Linked DNA regions of Mus musculus: region 1 is linked to region 2. The links are chromatin loops, found by intact Hi-C in ENCODE. Cell type or tissue: gastrocnemius. All regions are shown on one strand. Links, peaks and the distances in the headings refer to the core of each region. The heading gives the core; the rest is flanking DNA.

Region 1 (8,344 bases), core at 19-8,018, 130 kb after region 2:
ATGGAGATTATTTAGCGTTAAACAAATTGGAAAATTGGCCAGTTGCAACAAAGTACTTAATCTGGAGGATATTATGTAAAATCAAAACAGACCCAGAAAAATATGACACAATTTCACTCCTGTATTGAATTCTAAAAATGTGAGTATGTAGATACACATTGTAGGACAGCAGTTATTGGAGGAGCACGGGGAAGCAAGGCAAATGGACAAGTGTTGGCCAAAAAGTGCAAAAATGCAGTAATATAAAACAAGCAAGGCACATCACTGTTAGTAATAATTCCATATTGAGTTTTGGGTTTGCTTTTCTTTTCACTAAAATTTTTTAAAGCTTTTATTTTATTTTAATTATTGTATTGTATATATACTTTACCTGCATGTATATTTGTACATCATATGCATGCAGTGCCTACAAAGGCCAAGGAGAAGCATTGGATCTTCTGGAGTTGGAGTTAAAGATACACCAGAGCTGCCATGTGGGGTTTGAGAATGGAACCTCAGGGTCCTCTGGAAGAATAATCAGTGCTCTTAGTCACTGAGCCATATTCCTAGCCACAATAATTCCATATTGTATATAAGAAATTTGCTAAGGGTAGATTTGACGTACTATGACCACATACAAAAAGGTAACTGTGAGGAGATAGCTACATGATTAATTAGGATACCTGTAATTATCTCCTTATTTACCGTATTGTACATGATGAGCACTGAATGATGCTGGGCATAGAAATTAGAGGGAAATGCTTTCCTTTATATTTAACTTGTATGTGATATTCTTCCATAAATTGAGCTGTACCCTTACTATTTTTATTGAAAACATTTTTCATATATTATGATTATGCTTTTCCTCTCCTCAGATCCCTCCTGCCCATTCATCTCCATGCCCTTTCTTTTCTCCTAACAAAACACAAACATACTGTCTGTCCCTCCTGTCTCTGTCTCTTTGTCCTTGTCTCTGACTCTGTATCTTTCTCTGTCTCTGTATCTCCGTGTCTTTCTCTGTTTCTTTCTCTCTGTTTCTCTCTCTCTCTCTGTTTCTCTCTCTCTCTCTCTCACACACACACACACACACACACACACACACACACACACACACATATGCGCACACACACACAGCCCACAAAAAATGGAATCTGAAATATACAAGCAAAAGACCAACAAGACAAAAAAAAAATGCCCAAACAAAGCAATATGACACAGTCTACAAAAATACCATTGAGTTTATTTGTGCTGGCCAACAACTCCTGAGCATGTAGCCTATCCTGAACTGTGGTTAATATATCCAGTGAAACTCCTTACCACCGCCTCTCAGCACTGGGACCCCATTTGGCTGGAACCTGTGCATGCTGACAGTCTGTGAGTTCTTTTGTGTCTCAGGTCTTAACACTTTTAATTCTTCTTCTAAAAAATTTAAAAATACAAACACTTATTCTAGAATCATGGTTTTGTGTAAGTGATGATTGTTCAAAATTCTTTTTTTTTTTAACAAACATTTTTCTATTTATTTCATGTATGTGAGTACATCAGAAGAGGGCATTGGATCCCATTACAGATGGTTGTGAGCCACCATGTGGTTGCTGGGGATTGAACTCAGGACCTCTGGAACAGTCAGTGCTCTTAACCGCTGAGTCATCTCTCCAGCCCTGTTCAAAATTCTTAATGCTGTGCTACCATTTTTCTATGTATTCATCAGTCATTTTGAGTAAAAGTCCTTTTTCTGGTCAGCTTTCATTTGAGAATTATAATTATAAAAGAAGCTTGCCTGCTGTTTATCTCCTCTCCCCGCCTCTCTGTTGCTTTCACTCCCCCCTACTCTTCACCTCTAGTTTCTCAGTAGTTGGAAAGAAAACAAGATTTTATGGCAGTTGCATTTTTAATACTTTAAAGTTGATTAAATTTAAAATAGGTTTGTATCACAGCTGTTTTTCTTTAAGAATGCACTGAGAGGTTAATTTAAATGTTTTATATTTTGATCACAGATGACTAATGATCAGATAATAATAGTATTCACACACGACTTATAGATAGTGTTAAAAATTACAAGCATCAAGGATACATAATTGTAAGCTTACTTTTTTTTTAAAGTTTCACGAATGGAGAATATGTAAATGACTCAAATCCCTTGTGGTTTTTACTCCTTTATTTTCTCCAGTGCTCAGAATCCATCTTAGGGCCTGTAAATGTCAGGTAGTTTGTTTACCATTGACCTACATACCTAACCTTTATAATCTCTTACTATTAGTTAAATCTTTAGGTATCATCAATAATGAACATGAGTTTAATTATAAAAGTTTACTATTATAAAAATATAAACAATAATTATTACATTATTTTTGTAGAGGTTGAATTTTGCCTTAAAGAGAGAACATAAATGTAACAAAAAGAAATTTTGATTTTGTTACTCTTTTCTTTTGGGTCTTGGTCACATTTATGTAGAATTAGTTTTGCCTAGTAAGTCTTTGTTTTTAGTATTGGTATTCATTTTTTTTTCCAGAGAGAAAAGGTTTTTTTGGGCTTATAATTTTCCTCTGTCTATCTTGGTAGGGAAGCCATGGCAGTAAGAGCTTGTGGCAGCTGATTGGTCACATAGCATCTGCAGTCAGGAAGTAGAAAGGGATAAATGTCAAAGCACAGCAAGGATCCAAGTCCAGGGCTTGGTCAACTAATTTTATCCTACTTCAGTTCATCTAATCAGCATAGCCGTAGACTAAGCTAATCTAGACAATCCCCTGGAAACTCAGAGGGTTGTCATGTGATTATCCTATAAAAATCCTTAATGACCATTTACATAAAGCATGGTACATTTAATGATTAGTAGATGAATGCTATCAGTGTGAGAGGGAGTGTATGATATGCTTAAGTCATAGATTCCTTAAAATTCAGTTCTTCCAGTTTTTAAAAGTTGAAATAAACACAGATCTCCAGGGTATATAATTTTAACTTACCTGTCTCCTAAAGTGGAGAGACAGATTACCATTTTTTGCATATTGAATTTCTTTGGTATTTGTGCATGTTTGTCACGTCCATTATCTTCAGTAGTATGTGATTTATTGTTTCTTTTGATGTCCAGTTTCCTGAATTCGAAGCTTACAAGAAACTGGATTAAAGCTTGCATATGGTCTGAATGTGGAGAATGGTGAGGAAAGAATTAAAGTGCCTGAAACACATTGTGATGGTTCATTTTCATTATTGACATGAAACAACCTAGAATCATTTGGGACAATGTGTCAGTATCCACAGGGCCTACACAGGTTCAAGCCAAATGGGGTCCCAGTGCTGAGAGGGGGTGGTATGGAGTCTCACTGCATATTTTAACCACAGTTCAGGGTAGGCCACATGCTCAGGAGTTGTTGGACAGCACAAATAAACTCTTGGTCTGTAAGCATGCCTGTGTAGAATTGTCTGAATTAAGTTAATTGATGTGGGAAGACCCAGCTCACTGTGAGTGGCATCATTCCCTTGGTGTGAGGTACTGAACTGTGCAAGAGTGGAGAATTTAAGCAGAGTCCAAGCAAGTAAGCATGCATGGATTAATTAATTTCCCTCTACTCTTGACTGTAGATGTGATTTGGCTAGATGTTTGAAGTTCCTGCTTTGATTTCCTCACAATGATAGGCCATGGCCTGAAATTGTGAGCTGAAATAAACCCCTTTCTACCCAGGGTTGCTTTTTGCTAGGGTATTTTATCACAGCAACAGAAACTGATCCCACATTAAGAGTGGATGGTTTGGTTAGAGATTATCTGTTAGAGATTATCTGAAATAAGAGAGGTTTGTCATGACACTGCATATAGATATCATGAGATTCCCTGGTTTTATATGTACAAATGAGCATACTTTCTCAGTCACATATGTCATATTTTCATTAATTTAGATCTTTTGGTATTTTGTAATGTATAACATTGACATATACTCCATTTATAGCTTAAGGAAATACTATTGCTTGCCTTTCGTGAGACTAGACCTAAGAAACATTCCTTTTCACTGAGTTGATGTGTATTTCAGATATATATTTGTCAATTTTACAGCTATCCATCTGGTGTTACCATAATGAAATTATTTTTTCATTTGTTTCTATTTAGAAAAATTAGTTTCTTAAGTTAGCATACAAAGTATTGATTTTATTATGTCATTTTTGCACATATTTTGTTGCACAAAATCCTTAAGGTTGATGTGCTATGCTGGTCTGGTTGTGGTTCATTGGAGTTATAGCAGGGTAGGACTATTAGTGACCTCTCTACCTTAGTTACTTGCACGGCCCCTTCTGGTACCGTGGGAGCCAGTCTTCAGGGAAGAAGCTTTCAGGTCGGATTGAGCTTGGATCCTCTAGGTTCTGTATCCAAAGTACATGACCTCTTCAGCAATAGGGACTTTCCTTCACTCTTAGAAGGCAACCAAGAGCAACTGCAGTAGCCTGTAATATTCTGGGCTTATCTTGGACTTCTCTGGCCAAGAATTCAAAAGGCTGACCTCTTATTGGTCCATTTTATCCCACTATTAGCCCCCCTCTGAGTACATGTTGTATGTATTTCATTAATTTATCCGCTTCCCACCCCTTACTTGTGATTTCTTCTCTCATGGTCCCTTATTTATCTTTCTGAGTCTGGCTTATTTCACTTAACACTATGATTTTACTTTTTTATTGTTAAATGTGTGTGTGTCTGTGTGTGTGTGTGGATATAGATATAGATATCACATTTTCTCTATCCATCAATCTATTACTAGACATTTAGCATGGTTCAACTTCCTGGCTATTGTGAACAGTTAAGCATGAGTTTCAAAGTATATTATGGTAGGATTTAGAGACCTGTCCTGGTTTGCTTCTCTGTTGCTGTGGTAAAACAGTGACCAAATGCAACTTGGGAAGGAAAGAGTTTATTTCTTATGGCTTAGACACCATGATCAGGATTGGTGGGTTTGAGTAGGAACCTGGAGGCAGAGACTGATGAAGAGACCATGGAGGAATGCTGATTACTGGCTTGCTCGCTCATGACTTGGTCAACCTGGTTTCTTTTTTTTTTTCTTTTTTTTTTCCATTTTTTATTAGGTATTTAGCTCATTTACATTTCCAATGCTATACCAAAAGTCCCCCATACCCACCCACCCCCACTCCCCTACCCACCCACTCCCCCTTTTTGGCCCTGGCGTTCCCCTGTACTGGGGCATATAAAGTTTGCAAGTCCAATGGGCCTCTCTTTCCAGTGATGGCCGACTAGACCATCTTTTGATACATATGCAGCTAGAGTCAAGAGCTCCGGGGTACTGGTTAGTTCATAATGTTGTTCCACCTATAGGGTTGCAGATCCTTTTAGCTCCTTGGGTACTTTCTCTAGCTCCTCCATTGGGAGCCCTGTGATCCATCCATTAGCTGACTGTGAGCATCCACTTCTGTGTTTGCTAGGCCCCTCAACCTGGTTTCTTAAACAACCCAGGACTACCTGCCCAGGGGTGGTACCTGTTCACAGTGGGCTGAGCCATTTCACATCAGCCATCAAGATAATTCCTTACAGACCAATCTGATGGAAGCAATTCCTCAATTGAGGTTTCTTTTTCCTCGGTGACTAGTTTATGTTAAATTGACAAAAACTAACTGGTACAATTGAACCCTTGCCAACTTGACACTCTAACACGTAACTACTAAATCATAAACTTTCACTTCTCATTTATCCTCAAGTTCTAATATTAACATTATAGTACAAAACATAGTATAATTTTAAAAGTCCTACAGCCTTTAAAATTTTAAACACTTTAAAGTCCAAAGTTTAAAAACAAAACAAAACTAAACTAAAAACAAAGTTGTTAACTGTAAGTTCCCGTAACGAAAACAAGTTGAATACTTTTTGAGTCCTAAAGGGAATAACCAGAGCACAGTCATACTTAATCCTAAGTAAAACCCAGGTCTAGCAATGTCTCATATCCAGGACTTACTCAGAGTCTTCTTACTTCCAAGGGGCTTAGGTAGCCCCATCTCTCCAGCTCTAACATCTGTCACACAGGCTCATACCAACCAGCTCCTCTCCACACCTGCTATTGTTCTTGGTTGTCATCCCAGTCTTGGCATTTACGGTATCCTTAAGTCTTGTAGTATCAACTACAACCTAGGCTTCCCCTTTACCAATGGCCTTCTGACCTCTCTTCAGGGACTTTGACCCTGCCACATGGTATCAAGCCTCAGCTTTTCTCCATGACTTCAATCATGAAGTATCTATGCTACCAAAACCAGCATCATTGGGAGCCTCTTACTACCACTTTTGGCTCCCAGTATAAGATGTAGCCATGGCTACACTGGACTATACTTTCTGTGTTCTCACCCTGAGGAAATACTCCCCAGAAGATTTTACCTTAATGATTCTGACCTCTTAATCACAGCTGATTCTTCAACTTAGATGACTAGCATCTAATGTCATAATGAAGCAAAGGTTTTACTTCTACCGATTTTTCATCCACAACACCACACAAACAGTCCCAATACAATCTTTGAAGGACTTTCCTTTATAAACTTCATAAGTCAAGTCTCCATCATTTGCATTGCTTTCAGCGTTCTTATCTTTCAAGCTCCCATAAACCATCTCATTCAACAACCTTTTATATCCCAAAGTTCTAAAAAACAATTCTTCCAGAAACCCCACCCCCACCCCCAAAGAAAGCACAACATAAGACTATCACAGCAGTACACATCACCTATTAATCAAGAAAATGCCCAAAGACTTGCCCATAGTATATTGAATATTTTCTTGATTTACTTTGGTAGGTTAGATGTGTTTGTACATTTATTTGTTTCTCCTAGATTTCCCAGTTCTTTTTAGAATATATGTTTTACAGATATTTTCTAATTACCTTTCTAACGCACTGGAGTCTGTTATAACATGTCTCTTTTAAATTTATATGTTTATTGTAAGACCTTTTTGTTTCTTTCAGCTAGTTTGGTGTTTGTCAGCTGTGTTTACCTTGTAATAGAACCAATTCATGGTTGAATGAATCTATGTAACTTTTAGTGTCTATTTCATTAACTTCTGTCCTTATTTACTGCATCCCAGTTTGGCTTGTTCTTTTTTGGGGACCTTGATATCTATCTATCTATCTATCTATCTATCTATCTATCTATCTATCTATCTATAGAGAGAGGGGGGGGGCTTTTTAAAAAAAATATAACTCCCCTAGCTGTAGACTTTCTGCTTAGAATGCCCTTAATTGTACCACAAAGTTCCAGATAAGTTGCACCATCATTTTCATTTGACTCTGAAATTTTTATTGTTTTCCTTGTTTCTTCAGCGTCCTATACTGTCAGTTTTCAAATACATTGTTCAGTATCCGATCAAGGATTTTGTAGTTTCTGTGATTTCTCATAATACTAATTTCTAGTTTTAGTCTACCATGTTCTGATTAGATATAAGAGACGGATTTTTCTTTTTATTTGTTTAGGCTTGCTCTATGACATATAATGTGACCAATAATAGAGCAAGTTCTGTAGGCAGTAGATACCTGTTTCCATCCAATTGATATATGGTGTGATTTATCTCTGATGGTCTAAAGATGAGAATGTGATAATGCTAACTCCTGTTGTGTCAGGACCTATATGACCTTTTAATCCCTTTCAGTATTTTGTTTATAGAAGTTTTGAGTGCCATAAACACCTATAGTGATTTTATATTCTTGTTAAGTGGTTCATTTTATCAGTATATAATGGCCTTCTCTACCTCTTCTAAGTAGCTTTGGTTTGAAGTCTACTTTATTACATAGCAGAATACCTTTTCTTTTTGGATTCTATTTGCTTAGTAGGTTAATTTCCATCCTTTGATTGTTAGTTTGAGGATGTTCTTATGAATGATCTATGTGTTTTAGAGACAGCAAATAATTAGATCTTGGTTTTGTGGTATTGTTTAATCTAGCCACTTACACTTCATCTTTTAAATGGTAGGTTAAAGCCATGTCTTTAAGACTGTTATTGAGAGAGATTTGATGTTATCTATGGATTTGCTGGTTATTATTCCACTTAGTTAGGCACAAACTAGCAAACTTCTTTCTAGCTCTCCTTTGTTCATTTATTTCTCCCATGAGATTAACATTTCCTGTGTTGTTGTGGATAAGATTATCTTTCTTTTTTCTCTTTCTATCAAATTCCTATTCAGTTTTACTAATGCTGGTTCCTGTGGTGTGAATTGTTTTTGCACTTCTTTTGAAATGTTCTAACTTCTCTATGTATTTTAAAAATTACTTTTCAGAATATGGCCATCTTTGTTGGCAATTATTTTACTTTCAGATCTTGGGATAACTCATTCTATACATTGGTGATTTTAAGGTTGATAATGTGATTTGATAGGTGAGTTAGCATTTTCACATTGTTGCTT
Region 2 (8,344 bases), core at 136-8,135:
AAGAGAAGCTACAAGAAAATGAAGGAGTCATTTCTTTTTTGTCATTTGCCAGTGACCCATGTATGTGTAGCTGAGTAAATTACCCACTCCATTCAGTGTTTAGATTACTGCACTCTCAAAGAGAGAAAATCATTTCCTTGAAATTCAATAATACAGCCAACATATTACGTTTCAAATATTGTACACTTCAAAAATAAAGTCATTTTAAATCAGTACAATGTTCTCAATCTTGCTTGTTTTATAGATATACAACAACTTACAGTCCTGTTTGATCACCCCATTTCTCCATGCCAGAGTCAATTCATAAGGCAATCCCTTTACTAGATAGATTCCAAGAACCAGGAACAATAACAGAAACAACATATACTCCAAACACTTCTATTATTAGAGACCTCTATAATATATGTACATGCTGTTCTATCAAAACAGAGAAAAGCATATGCCTCAAAGAGGACCAACTATGATACCCTCCATAACTAGACCTACATGAATAGAACTCTGCTTACAACAGACAATCTGTCAGCTCCTACAGTACCTGAAACGGGTCTTCTTTGCATAAAGGTAAGACAATTTAAGGAAGAAAAGAAGAAAGCAAGGAAAGAAGAGAAAGCTTCTCTTAACAAATTATGCTGCTTAAGGAAAACAAAACTGAAAAAAAAAAGCAAGCCAAAAAAATATTGTCTCCATCCTGAATAAGCATCACCTCATTAGGAAAAATTACAGAGCTGGATACAAATTCTGTAGGCTCTCTCAGTCTTTTTATTTGTTTTGAGAGGTCTTGCTCGGTCGTTCTGACTGGCCGTTTCTTTCCTCATTAACCACCACAGACTAACCTCAAACTCACAGCCATCCTTCTCACCCCACCTCCTGAATGCTGGTATTAGCAGCAGGAACCACAAGAGCTGGATTTGGTATTGATTTTCAAATTAAGAATTTGAATTTCCTGTGCAAACAAATTGCTTATACTGGGTGTCAGTAAAAGGCATGCATAATTTCCAAAGTGAAGAATTTGACAGTTTATACCAGTGTTCATGAATATAATCTTGTTTTAACCTCAGGAAAGAGCTCCAAGAGGCTGTACCAACATCCTTACTTTATAAATTATAAAGCAGAAAGACAAAGACATTAAATATCTTGTCTAAGATCCCTTCACACAGGACTCTGCTGTCTCTTCCTTCAAACAGAAAAAAAAAAAAAGGATTCTACTTATTCTCACATTGCTCTATAATCCAAGCTTTTCTGAATAATGAAATATAATCAAGACATACAGATACTATCATATATAAATCCTAAATGTCACAGTCTCTCCAAACTCTGTATTAATGTTTTTTAACCTTTACATAACGACCCTTTATGAAATCTAATGATAACTGAAGATCTTCACCCCTGCAAAGGCATATAAGCAAATATTCGCGGCAGCCTTATTCATAATAACTAAAGAGCAAAAAATACCCAAATATTCATTAGCCATTGGATGTATTAATAAACTGCAGCAAATCTATATAATAAATTATCATTCAGCCACACAAAGGAGTGAATTCTGAAAACATCACACTAAAAGAAACTGGCCAAAACAGCAACAATCACACAATCTTATTCATATGTGAAGTCTTGAAAAGTTGTTCTCAGGGTTTGACAGTAAAATGGATTTAACCACAGGCTGGGGAGAAGAGGGGAGGAGAAGGAGGTAGAAAGGTTGATCAAGGAGTACTGACTTAAAGTTAGATAGGAGCAAGAAGCTTTGTTATACTATTGCATAGTAGGTTAACTACAGATACTGTGTTACACATTTCAAAAATCGAGAAGAAAGTATTTAGAAAGCCTTTACCATAAAGAATTAACAAGTGCTTAGAGAAAGAAATTTATTTAACCCGATTTAATCATTATGTGATACTCCATTGATGTGTTTTTCTATTGGTTAAATAAATGTAAGAGCTAGGGAAATGGCTCAGTTAGTGAACTGCTTGCATGCAGGCATAAGAACTTGAGTTCCGGTTCCCAGCACCTACCCACATAAAAGGCTGGGTTGATGCACATCTTTAATCCTAGCTCTGAGGAGACAGAAATGGAAAGATGCTTGAAGTTTGTTAGCCAACTAGTCTTACTGAATTGGTGTGCTCTAGGTTCAATAAGAGACCCTGTCTCAACAAAAGAGATGGCAGTTATCAAATCAAGGCTGCTATGTTCAAAAGGCAGTAGTAGATGCATGCATGTGAGAGTGTACAGGTGTATAGTGATGGGGGAGATATCAGATGTCTATTTCGCTCTATATTCCACACACATACGTACATGCATGAATACTTATACCCACACAAACATGAACACATACATATACCACAAACACACAGAAAAAATATCCAGAATAGGCAAACTAATGGAACTCTAAAGTAAACTAATTTTTGCCTAGGGCTTGAGGGGGTGTTAGGTAAATGTGGACTGACTACCTGTGAGGTCTCTTGTTGAGGGGATGACTATGTTCTAAAAGTGACTGTGGTAGGTGAAGAACATACAGAAAACCATTAAATTATACTTTAAAATGTCTCAATTGTATATGAAAGTTCTGTCTCAATAAAAATGTTCTTTTATTTGCAGTGCTTGGAATCAAATCCAAGGTCTTATGTCTATAATGCAAGAATCCCTCCAACAAAGATATTTTTTAAATAACCATTACCATGGACAAATAAAATTTACTAGAAATTCACTGAGACCCCAAAATTCATCTACAAGTGTAATAGATCCAAGAACCAAAGTTAGTCAATTCCAAGAATTATCAAATTTTCTTTATTTCACAGATGTCTTACTTCAGTTGTCCCAACAACTACCAAAACTATGCCTCATCTTTTTTAAGCCTCTATGCCATTAGATCATGTGATCATAGTTTTCAATACTGATTCTTTATAAGCAAATAGTACAGTTTCATAAATATAAGCTTAAGAGCTAGGTCCAGGCATAGCAGTGCACCCCGCATAACTCAAGCATTCAGGAAGCTAAGGCAGGAGGGTCAAACACTTCAGGCCAGACCGGGCTATACAGTAAAACTCCACAAAAGGTAGAAATAACCTTTAATGATGGAGCTCTATTACTTGCAATGAATAGCTGTAAACCTAATAAGCAAGGTCCATACACAAGTAATAATATTTAAAATAGAAAGGAAACCTTCCATTTAAAAAACGGTCAGGGAAAATCAGCCAGGAAGAATGAGTTTAGCCTTGAAAAAACAGGAGTTGACCATTAATAAAAAGGGATGTGGGGAATTCTAAATGAAAGCAGAAACAAGGAACCAAAGGGGGCTAAGCATGCCCAAATTGGTTCCAAATGAAGGCTGCTGAGATGGCAGTTATCAAATCAAGGCTGCTATGTTCAAAAGGCAGTTGTAGATGCATGCATGTGAGAGTCAGGAAAACTGCAGTACGGAAGCACTGGAGCCCACTACAAGAGTATGAAGAAACGGTTGCCAAATCGTATTTATTTTAGGGCATTTTTAAATGTCAAGACATGCTAGAAATACAGTGGTCTTAAATGAGCCGTAGCTGCTCATTTAAAGCTGCCAATAGGAGCCAGGTATGGTCTCAGGTCCAGTAGTTCCACCTACTTGGGAGGTTGACTTGTGCCTTGGAGTTTGAGGCCAAAGTTTGAGCAGCAATTTAGGAAAACCCTGTCTGATTAAAAAGAAGAAAAGAAGAGACAAGAGAAGGGAAGGGAAGGGAAGGGAAGGGAAGGGAAGGGAAGGGAAGGGAAGGGAAGGGAAGGGAAGGGAAGGGAAAAGAAAGAGAAAGAAAAAAAGGAAAGATGGCAGCTATATTTCACTGTGGTACATAGCTATCCAAGAAAATCCATATTCCAAAATATTTTAACTTTTCAAGTTCTTGCTATACTGATTTGTGGGATTAGGAGGATCCAACTTGTTCTTAGGTTACCTTTGCTGTTAACTACATTCTGTAAGTTTTCAGTAAAACTGTCTTGATAAGAGTGGAATCATAAACTTTCTGGCAACCAGGTAAAGCTGAACTCCCAATCAGTAAACAAAATGGCAAACTGCAGGAGCAAATGCTGTTGAGTCAGAGGGCTGGCGGAGCACATCATTTCCCTTGAAATTGCTTTAGTTTTGTGAGCTTGGGCTGTCGGGGTGTTAATAACCACAGGCAGTAACCATTCCTGGGTTATACATTTACCACGTGGTCGGGAACTGAGCAGATGGCATAGGGGTGTGTACCTGCCTGGCACAGTAGAGGATTGGTCATGTTTAAGACAGACAAAGAGGCCGGAAGAGGCTGAAGGCTACCTAAAAGGTTTCCTTCCTAAACAAAGCAATGTTAACCGCAGCAACTAAGAAGGGGCCACAGAAGTGTCTCACTGACTCCCTCCCTACTCACAGGCCAAAGAAAGAGGCCTGGCTCTAATCCCCAAAGACCAGTGTGCCAAATGCAAACAGAAGCTTTTTACTTTCACCCTGCAGCCCTCCGCTCCCTTTTCCCTTCCGCTCTAAGCTTACTTGTCCCGGATGATAGTCTGAAGCTCCCGGATCTGATCATTCATAGGCAGCAACTTAAGCTGAGCCCCAATCTGTCGGGAGAGTTCACAGTCCCCTAGCAGGGAGTCGCCGCCGACAGGTGCATCGTAGTTGCCACTGTCACTACTGTCACTGTGGTTCTCAGAGTGAAGATTAGTGCTGCAGCAGGCCGGAGAGTCCCGCTCCGAAAGCACGCTAGAATGGGCGTGCCCAGGGAGGAGAGTCAGCTTAGCCATAGCAGCGTTATTTTCCTCTGCATGATCCAGGACCCGGTCCTCGGCTAGCAGATGCTCGGGACTTGGGCTAGAAGTAGAGTTTACTTGCCGATTGTGACAGGGCATGGAGTCCGGACGCTGTAACTCCGAGGCCATACACGGGGCCCCCGAGCTATCCCCGCTGCTATCAAACCCTAGGGATAAAGGGCAAGAAGAAAAGGATGCGGACACGTGCGTCCTCCTGGCCCCTGGCTCCTCCAAATCTCTAACCCTGGCTGCCCTCTCACCCCTAGGCCTCTACGGTCCTTTCGCACGCTTTGCCCATACCCGCCCACACCAGACGCACTGCCGGCTTAGACACCTTATTGGCCCATCTCTCTGCCAGTCTACAGCATGCTGGTTTGTTAACTCTTTTAAGTCTTTCCTGCTTGAGAGATTATCACAGTTGCTTGGCAGAGGTGGCTAAACCAGAGATATCCCTGGTTGCTGAGTCCTCAGAAAACCCCTAGGACTTCTTGCAATCAGAACTTTGGTAGAGCCAAGAAAAGATACGGGTGGATTACACATGTAAGGCACTGTTTTCTAACTTTCTGTCTTGGCAAAGAAAACATACTTGGGTAGTTGGCTGCATCTTCAAGCTAATGGCTTATCTGTGTAACAGAAGAAGCAAAGTAAGAACAGCTAGCAGGCTGGCCTTTCTAGACTCTTCTACAAGATGTCATTTCGTGTGTGTGTGTGTGTGTGTGTGTGTGTGTGTGTGTGTGTGTGTGTGTGTTTGTGTGTGTGTGTATACAAATGTAAGGAATTTATTGAGCTTTCTGAATTTAAGATGACAAACAACAGCTTTTTTTTTCTTTCTGTATTGTTTTATTTTTATTAAGGCTTTTTTGTTTTGTTTTGTTTTGTTTTTTGTTTTTTGAGACAGGGTTTCTCTGTATCGCCCTGGCTGTCCTGGAACTCACTCTGTAGACCAGGTTGGCCTCGAACTCAGAAATCCGACTGCCTCTGCCTCCCGAGTGGGATTAAAGGCGTGTGCCACCACACCCGGCTTATTAAGGCTTTTTTATTAGATATTTTCTTCATTTACATTTCAAATGCTATCCCCAAAGTCCCCTATACCCTCCCCTTGCCCTGCTCCCCAACCCACCCACACCTGCTTCCTGGCCCTGGTATTCCCCTGTACTGGCAAGATGCCATTTCTTAAGTACGCTTGACCACTAAAATTTTTCTTACTGATACTGGTTGGGCACTGAATTGCACATGTTACTATGGCATAATTTTCATTACACTGTTTGTTCTCCCAAACAATACTTGGAAGGATGGCTTTTAAAAATGTTTAGGTACCCACCAAGAAAGTCTAGAATAATAATTTGCAAATGTCCATTGTATCAGAAAAATTGTAGAGCTTGTTACGATGCAGAGTTTTAACTTGACATGAAGGCACACATCTGTAATCCCCACACTTTGAAGGCTGACATGGAAGGATCAAGAGTTCAAAGCTAGCCTGAGTTATAAAGCAAGCTCTAGTCTCAAAAATAATTAAAATAAGCAATATTTGTTTGTGTCCTACTTCCAAGTCTATACATCACTATTTATCATTATAGTGTAGACATTTTAATGTCACTGCACAATCCCCACACTTTCGAAAGGTTGTACAGTCTTTTCACTTAACACATAATGCAAATTAAAGGGTCTCTGGGCTTAAAACTTGTATCTGTTAACTTCAAGTAGGCCAGAACAAATGTCTGTTTTGTCAATGAATACTCTTGAGGAATCCAATGAAGCCCAGTATTGTATCATGACCAAAGATAACCCAGCTCCAAAACTGTCCATTGTTTCATCATCCTGTGACCCTGTTTTCAATGCCATAGAACAATAAATTGAAACAGCACAAATGTCAGTCTGTCTTCTGTATTCGTATACTTTCTTTTTTTGTTTTTGTTTGTTTTGTTGTTGTTGTTGTTGTTGTTGTTTTGGTTTTTTTGAGACAGGGTTTCTGTGTAGCCCTGGCTATCCTGGAACTCACTTTGTAGACCAGGCTGGCCTCGAACTCAGAAATCTGCCTGCCTCTGCCTCCCAAGTGCTGGGATTAAAGGCATGCGCCACCACGCCCGGTTGTATACTTTCTTATATTAACCAATAAGCATTAGCTGGTTTATATTTTAGGTTCAGAAAAGATAAAAATTTACTAATGACTAATCAGAATAACACATTTAGTGTTGTGTTTTATAATTTATAAAGAAGTTATGAAGCATTCTCTTATTTGAAAAGTCAAGGTGGGAAAAAGCCAGGCATGGTAGCATATGCCTATAATCCCAGCACTCAAGGTGTTGTGAAAGAAGATCACCAAGGTTAGTCTGGGATAGACACACACACACACACACATACACACAGATACTCGTGTAAGAACCCTGTCATACAAAATCAAAATCAAATAGTTGTCCAAGATTGATTGTACATCCCAAAAGGATTAAAGCTAACACAGAAACCCGTCTTTCAAGTCTAAATCTCACCTTTACCCATACCTAAAGATATATGAAATCATTCAGTTAATGAAATACCGATTTCATCTTTTCTATTTGCCAGGGTGTCAAAACAGATACAAAGTAAAATAAGTGAATGTCTTGAAATTTTGAAATGGTGGTGGCCAGCCTGGATCTTTGGAAAGCAGGGATAATGTTACTCAGCACCAACCCTTTGTCATAGATGACAACAGGAGCGTTATCTCATATCAGCCCGGCTTTCCTGTTTATCAATTTCTGCTCTAGGTAGAAAGCCGTATAAAATAAAAGCTGGAAGATTCCCCTGTAGTGATTGATATGGTTCCATCATGGGTAGTTTGTTGTTTGTTTTAAATCAGTCTATTTTCTCTTTGTTGCTAAGATGTATTTAAGAGAAAACACATTTTCTAAAGCCAATAATATGAGAATAAATTTTTACCTGTGATGGATTGAAGTCCAGGCATTAACTTAGACTGTTACATTTCGAGAGGTTCAAGCTCTGAACATTGGAGTCCTTCACATGCAACAGTATAGTGACTATTCAGAACACTTTCATATCTCATTTGATATGGTAAAACAGTTAGGCCCAGTATAATTCTTGTTTTACATTTAATAAAATTCAGATTTAGGAGTTTAATTTAAAGTGACAACTGAGTATTAGTAAAGTTGAGAGAAATCAAAACTCTATTTTCTTTTCTTTAAGTATCTTACTTAAACTTTCTAATGTCTTGGGCTATGATCTATCTTCTTATATTCATTTTACAAGAAAATGAAGATAGAAATTAATTCACTTGACAATGTCATGTAAGCTATACATGCAGAAATAAGCATTGAAAAGTAAATTTAAGAAACTTAATCACACACACACACACTTGTATTATGTAACTGAATTAAGTACTCTGGATATAATCTTGTATTTCTACTTATGCCTGGCTGACCCATAGTGGTCCACTTCTGTAATCCTAGTGCTTGGTAGATAGAGATGAGAGGATCTAGAGTTACATGACAGCCTGTCTCTAAAAAAGAAATAAATACTTAATCCTCTCCTGAACTCTTTGCTTATTCCTTTGCCTTGATTTCAGTAGTATTTAAGCCACTTCACTATAATTTTAATTTGT

What was found. Peaks named below come from ENCODE experiments on the same cell type or tissue, not always from the same donor. Only the 100,000 strongest peaks of a DNase experiment are listed, where the experiment ranks them.
Region 1: a loop joins it to region 2, with 2.3 times the contacts of the local background. A loop is called at or near these places in 2 of 42 quality-filtered maps.

What each region holds. Positions count from the first base shown.
Region 1 is chrX:104,350,334-104,358,677 of GRCm38, reverse strand. The region is part of intron 1 of Abcb7 (ATP-binding cassette, sub-family B (MDR/TAP), member 7); the gene reads left to right. Among named protein-coding and RNA genes, the nearest start is that of Abcb7, 59 kb to the left of the region's middle. In gastrocnemius, for the core only: no CTCF peak of the experiment used is centred there; no DNase peak of the experiment used is centred there.
Region 2 is chrX:104,479,498-104,487,841 of GRCm38, reverse strand. It overlaps Uprt (uracil phosphoribosyltransferase), which reads right to left and starts at 5,039. Exons shown (of 7, transcript NM_001081189.3): 1 at 4,493-5,039. The coding sequence starts at 4,881. In gastrocnemius, for the core only: no CTCF peak of the experiment used is centred there; DNase peaks (open chromatin) are centred at 4,214 and 5,077; H3K4me3 peaks cover 1,887 bases; H3K27ac peaks cover 1,471 bases.